Regions from separate parts of the Homo sapiens genome. Here region 2 is linked to region 1. Evidence: chromatin contacts called from ENCODE POLR2A ChIA-PET data. All regions are on one chromosome and are shown on one strand. The core of a region is the stretch at or near the end of the contact, and the rest is flanking DNA. Distances in the headings are between cores, read along the strand shown. Region 1 overlaps DCAF7 (DDB1 and CUL4 associated factor 7). Region 2 overlaps DDX42 (DEAD-box helicase 42).

The links. ChIA-PET counts read pairs that join two places held with the same protein, here RNA polymerase II (POLR2A).
Region 2: POLR2A ChIA-PET joins it to region 1 with 18 read pairs in OCI-LY7. The contact joins two enhancer-like sites. POLR2A ChIA-PET finds 5 or more read pairs at or near these places in 4 of 52 experiments (OCI-LY7, PC-9, Panc1 and 1 more).

The regions. Positions count from the first base shown.
Region 1 is chr17:63,578,164-63,581,231 of GRCh38, forward strand. It overlaps DCAF7 (DDB1 and CUL4 associated factor 7), which reads left to right. Exons shown (of 7, transcript NM_005828.5): 2 at 307-465; 3 at 1,174-1,285; 4 at 1,662-1,780. Among named protein-coding and RNA genes, the nearest start is that of TACO1, 21 kb to the right of the region's middle. Within about 2 kb of position 1,673, at least 2 of the 41 ENCODE cell types and tissues checked have a DNase peak (open chromatin) inside an H3K27ac peak, as active enhancers do.
Region 2 is chr17:63,784,253-63,787,035 of GRCh38, forward strand. It overlaps DDX42 (DEAD-box helicase 42), which reads left to right. Exons shown (of 18, transcript NM_203499.3): 2 at 2,782-2,783. Among named protein-coding and RNA genes, the nearest start is that of DDX42, 11 kb to the left of the region's middle. Within about 2 kb of position 1,464, at least 3 of the 41 ENCODE cell types and tissues checked have a DNase peak (open chromatin) inside an H3K27ac peak, as active enhancers do.

The sequences.
Region 1 (3,068 bases), core at 423-2,922:
GGCCAGCCTGGGCAACATGTGAGGCCTTGTCTCTACAAAAAATGAACAAAATTAGCTGTGTCTGGTGGTGCATGCCTCTAACCCCAGCTACTTGAGAGGCTGAGGTGGAAGGATCACTTGAGACCAGGAGGTGGAGGCTGCACTGAGCTGTGGTTGCACCACTGCACTCCAGCCTGGGCAACAGAGCAAGATCCTGTCTTTAAAACAAAAAACAAACAAAAAAAACCTCTGTCACTGACCAGGGATCTAATGTATTTGCTGTACTGCTCACAAATGCTTATGTGGCTCAACTTTGGTATGTTACAGGTTCAGCTTGTTGGTTTAGATGAGGAGAGTTCAGAGTTTATTTGCAGAAACACCTTTGACCACCCATACCCCACCACAAAGCTCATGTGGATCCCTGACACAAAAGGCGTCTATCCAGACCTACTGGCAACAAGCGGTGACTATCTCCGTGTGTGGAGGGTAAGCGGATGCTTTATTAGCAGCCAGACAAGTGGGCTTTCTCAGCCTCAGCTGTTAGCAGTGAAAAGTCACAGAACAGACAGGGGTCAGAGGCAGCGAGTGTCATTGCAGCACAGGAGAAGCAAGCGAAGCTTAAATGGACTGGCCTCGTTTGGCTCAGCAGATTTTCTAGTATATCAAGTCAAGATTCCATGAAGTCTGGCTGCTGGCTGCAGTCAGCTCAGTCAACCCGAGGTGATGATGACGGCCTTCAGTGGAGGTGGGAATACTTGGGAACTCATATTCTGTTTGCAGCCAAGGTATTTTTGAGTAAACTAAATGAAATACCAGGCCATTGATTCTGATAAAGTGTGTGAGTGGATCTTGGAGGCTTCCCTCCACCCTCAGCTGAGCTCATCAGCAGCAGCGTCCTCTGTAGCATGGGCGTGGCCTTAGTACACCTGTGCAGAGGTTCCAGGCTGGGCAAAGTGAGAAGACCTCTCCTCTAGGAAGGTGCAGGGATGAAAATGTAGAAAACAAAGCTGGGCAGAGGAGAAAGTATGGGAAAAAGTAGCATTCAGGGAGTCCTGGGTTTATTACTGTTTTTGATAAAAATGTTTTCCCCTCATGTCTTATGTTTGCTAAGATATTTTCTAAACAGGGATTTTTTAAAAGACTTTTTATGAGGATAAGACTGGCTGATTTTTTTTAAAATTCTTGTTCCTTCAGGTTGGTGAAACAGAGACCAGGCTGGAGTGTTTGCTAAACAATAATAAGAACTCTGATTTCTGTGCTCCCCTGACCTCCTTTGACTGGAATGAGGTGGATCCTTATCTTTTAGGTAAGGGAGTTAGGGAGTATGTATTTCAGCTGGAAGAAGCCAAAATAAATTTTCTCAGATGTCACACTGGGCCATACATCCTAGAACAAGGCTCAGTGGGAAGTAGGCTAGGCGTGGAATGTGGTTATTTATTAATTCCTTTGTGTGGGTGAGCTTTCCGTGTGTATAGATCTTGTCTCTCCAGTTAGAATCTAAGGTCCTACGGTGAGGACTGAAGACTTGACTGCCTCGGTGGCTCTGCCGGTAGCCCCCACCTTGTTTTCTGTAGTCTTTATGGTATGCTGCTCCCTGGGCTGAGCAGATGAGTAAACACAAGAGGGAAGCTTGCATGAGAACCTTGGTCCCGTCAGCCCTGACTTGCACTGGTTGTTTGCAGGTACCTCAAGCATTGATACGACATGCACCATCTGGGGGCTGGAGACAGGGCAGGTGTTAGGGCGAGTGAATCTCGTGTCTGGCCACGTGAAGACCCAGCTGATCGCCCATGACAAAGAGGTAAGATGCTTTTCCATTTCGTCTTTCCTCAAATGCTTCCTGTGCCTTCCGCACAGGAAGAGGTCAGCTTGTTCTCTCATTGTTCTGCAATTTATGTAGAAAATCATAACATAACATCTTCTTGTCTAAATTGACAATAGTAATGTATCAAAAACGGGAAAACAACACTATTGTAAACTAATGCTTTTTTTTGGCTAATGTAAATGACCTATTCTACGGTCTGTCATTGTTCTTTTCATGCCAGAGGTTGCTTTTTTTAAATAACAAAGTCTCTTATAGAGGAGCTGGGAACTGATGTGATTAAAAAATAACTTTAGAGTAATACTTATCTTGAAACAGATTAGATTTGGGGAGGAAAGAAGGGAGACAGGAAGAGAAAAAATTTTCTGAGAGACAAACGTAATTATTCATTTTTCTCTATAAATGTTTTACCAAATCCTAGTATGTTCACTTAATCTTTATACTTTCATTACTGTTGGCAGTGGAGGCAATGGAATATATTTTATTTTGATGGCGATGCTTCTGTGTTTATTGGGAAAACTGAGAAGAGCTATTTGTGATTGCTTTTTTTTTTTTTTTTTTTTTTTTTTTTGAGACAAAGTTTTCCTCTTGTTGCCCAGGCTGGAGTGCAATGGCGCAATCTGGGCTCACTGCATCCTCTGCCTTCTGGGTTCAAGCAATTCTCCTGCCTCAGCTTCCGGAGTAGCTGAGATTACAGGTGCCCGCAACCACCCCTGGCTAATTTTTGTATTTTTTAGCAGAGACAGGGTTTCACCATGTTGGCCAGGATTGTCTCGAACTCTCCTGACCTCAGGTGATCCACCCACCTTGGCCTCCCAAAGTGCTGGGATTACAGGCGTGAGCCACTGCGCCCGGCCAATTGCATTTTAATCAAAGCATTCTTCTCAGTGATTTTGGAAAATCCCCATAAGTCTTTTCCTCCTACAGCCATTGCATGCTCCTGGTACTCTCATCTCCTGTGGGTACTATTTCCTGTTCTTTTCTACCTTACCCTGCACAGCTAGGGGTATTAATATCTATACAGATAAAAGGAATGCCTTGATCTTAGGTCAGAAACTTGAGGTTGTCAACAGCATAGGAAGATGTGACCCAGGTTATCATTCTTAGTAAGGGGTTGTCTTTGGCTTTCTGTACTCCTGAAGGTAAGCCCTGTTACAAGACTTCTAGAGTTGACTGCTGCTAAACCAGGGGTCAAATGAAGAGTTTGTCCCACAGAGAGGACCAGTAAGGAACTTCTGGAAACCCTCTTGGCATCAAGTTGAACAAG
Region 2 (2,783 bases), core at 214-2,713, 210 kb after region 1:
AAGCTAGTGGAAATTAAAATTAAAGTAAACATTTTAATTTTTCTTACTAATGGTAAACAAAATAAAAATCAAATAGCTGCTGTTAACATTTTGATAAACAGCCTGTCAGCTGTCTCTGTATATATAACTCATGGTTTTTACATAAATTAAATCATACTACCCACCTTGTTTTATGCCCTTATTTTACTCAATGTGTAATGGATACTTTTTCATAAATGTAAGTAGTAGTTAAAATTTTTAGGCCAGGCAAGGTGGTGTGAGTCATGTCTGTTAATTCCAGCACTTTGGGAGACTGAGGTGGGAGGACTGGTTGAGGCCAGGATTTCGAGACCAGCCTAGGCAACATAGTGAGACCACAAAAAATTAAAATAAAAACCCAGGCATGGTGGCTCATGTTTGTAGTTCCAGCTACTCAGGAGGCTGAGGTGGGAGGATCACTTGAGCCCAGGAGTTCATGGCTGCAGTGAGCTGCAATCAGACCACTGTAATGCAGCCTGGGTGACAGCAAGAACTTGTCTTAAAAAAAGATTTTTTTTTTTAACTCAGAATGCATTTTCCTTTGAGCAGTTGCATTTTAAAACTTGTTCCTAAGGAAATAATTGAAGGTATGCACAAAGATGTAGCTATAATGATGTGTTTTGCAACATTGTGTTACCAGTATTATACTGTCAAGTAGTGAAGAAATAGATATCTATTGACATTAAACAATATCACAGTATATCATTAGGTGAAGAAATCACTAAGACAATATGTACAGTATGGTTTCAATTTTTAATTTGTGTGTATATACACATATGCATACAAGTAGCAAAAAATAGAACAAAACTACATATCTGGGAGAGGAAATTTCAGGTAGTTTTAAATTTTGTTCTTTTTTGCTTTCTGCTTTTCTGTAAAACTTAGGTAAGTTGTATCATTAAAAAGGGTTTTGGGGGGCCAGGTGCAGGGGCTCATGCCTGTAATCCCAGCACTTTGGGAGGCTGAGGTGGGTGGATCACTTGAGGCCAGGAGTTCCAGACCAGCCCATCTCTACTAAAAATACAAAATATTAGCTGGATGTGGTGGTGCACACTTGTAATCCCAGCTACCCAGGAGGCTGAGGCATGAGAATCACTTGAACCCAGGCGACAGAGGTTGCAGCAAGCCGAGATTGGGCCACTGCACTCCAGCCTGGGTGACAGATCAAGGCTCTGTCTCAAAAAACAAAAAACAAAAAAATTTTTTTTGGGCCAGGTGCAGTGGCTCATGCCTGTAATCCCAGCACTTAGGGAGGCAGATGTGAGAGGGGGGGGTCTCTTGAGGCTAGAAGTTTGAGACCAGCCTGGACAACATCACAAGACCCTGTTCCTTAAAAAAAAAAAAAAAAGAAAGAAAAGGTTTTTGGAGCCAAGACTAATGTAAGGTATTGTTTGTAAATTGATTTTATGAATGCACAAGAAATTTCTTTGTAACTCTTAACCACAGGCTAACTGAATACTTCAGGCAACATGTCAGTGAATCATAGTTTCTTCCTGGATAGTGTTTCTATTGGGCAGTTGTTCAATAAATACATGGTTCATAGTACCTTTCCTGCAGACATGAATACATAGATACTGTCTACAAACAACTGATCTTTTAAGTTTTGATTCTTTGATTCTTCCAGATGTCATTACCAGAGGATAACCTCTAGTTTTCGGAGAGTCTTGGCTGATAGCAGCTCAGTCTTTCATATAAGGATGAAGATATTTAGTCTTTTCATATCTCCAGTGGCCTTGCACATATCAGATTCCCCAAAATATTTCTTTTTATGAGTATTTTTGTCAGCTTAATAAGATGTTAATTAGCAGGCAAATCCTTTTGGAGGGGATGATATTAAATACTGCATTCTGGTTTATACTGAGATCCCAATAAAATTAAAACAATTTCTTCAGTGTTTTAGAAAATATAATCATTTGTTGAGGCTAGCATGGTGTGTATCTGAAATACAATGTCAACTTTTGTGGGTTTTGTTTTTGTTTTTTTAAGAGACAGGATTTCACTATGTTGCCCAGGCTGGAATACAGTGGCTATTCACAGGCAGGATCATAGCACACTGTAACCTTGAACTCCTGGGCTCAAGCAGTTTACCTGCCTCAGCCTCCTGAATAGCTGGGCTGGAAATGAATCTCTTAATGAGATGGATTTTCTTTTCTTGTCTTTTCTTTTTTAATGTAAAAAGAGACAATCTCTGTCACCCAGGCTTGAGTGCAGTGGCGTGATCATAGCTCAGTGTAATCTGGAACTCCTGGGTTCAAGTAGTCTTCCTGCCTAAGCCTCCCAAGTAGTTGGCATTACTGGCCTGGGCCACTCTCCTGACTACAGTGTTATAGTTTTAATTGAGAAGCTAAAATTTAAAATAAAATTTTAGGTGGAGGTTGGAAGAGACATACAACTCAGTGGGGCTATATACTTCTTTTTTGTTTTTGAGACGGAGTCTCGCTGTGTCGCCCAGGCTGGAGTGCAGTGGCACGATCTCAGCTCACTGCAACCTCCGCCTCTCAGATTCAAGTGATTCTTATGCCTCAGCCTCCCAAGTAGCTGGGACCACAGGCATGTGCCACCACGCCCGGCCAATTTTTGTATTTTTAGTAGAGAAGGGTTTTCACCATATTGGCCAGGCTGGTCTTGAACTCCTGACCTCATGGTCCACCTGCCTTGGCCTCCCAAAGTGCTGGGATTACAGGCGTGACCCACCGCGCCCGGCCCTTGGGGCTATACACTTTTTTAAGTTTAATTTATATTTGTGTATCTTATTCCTAACAGGT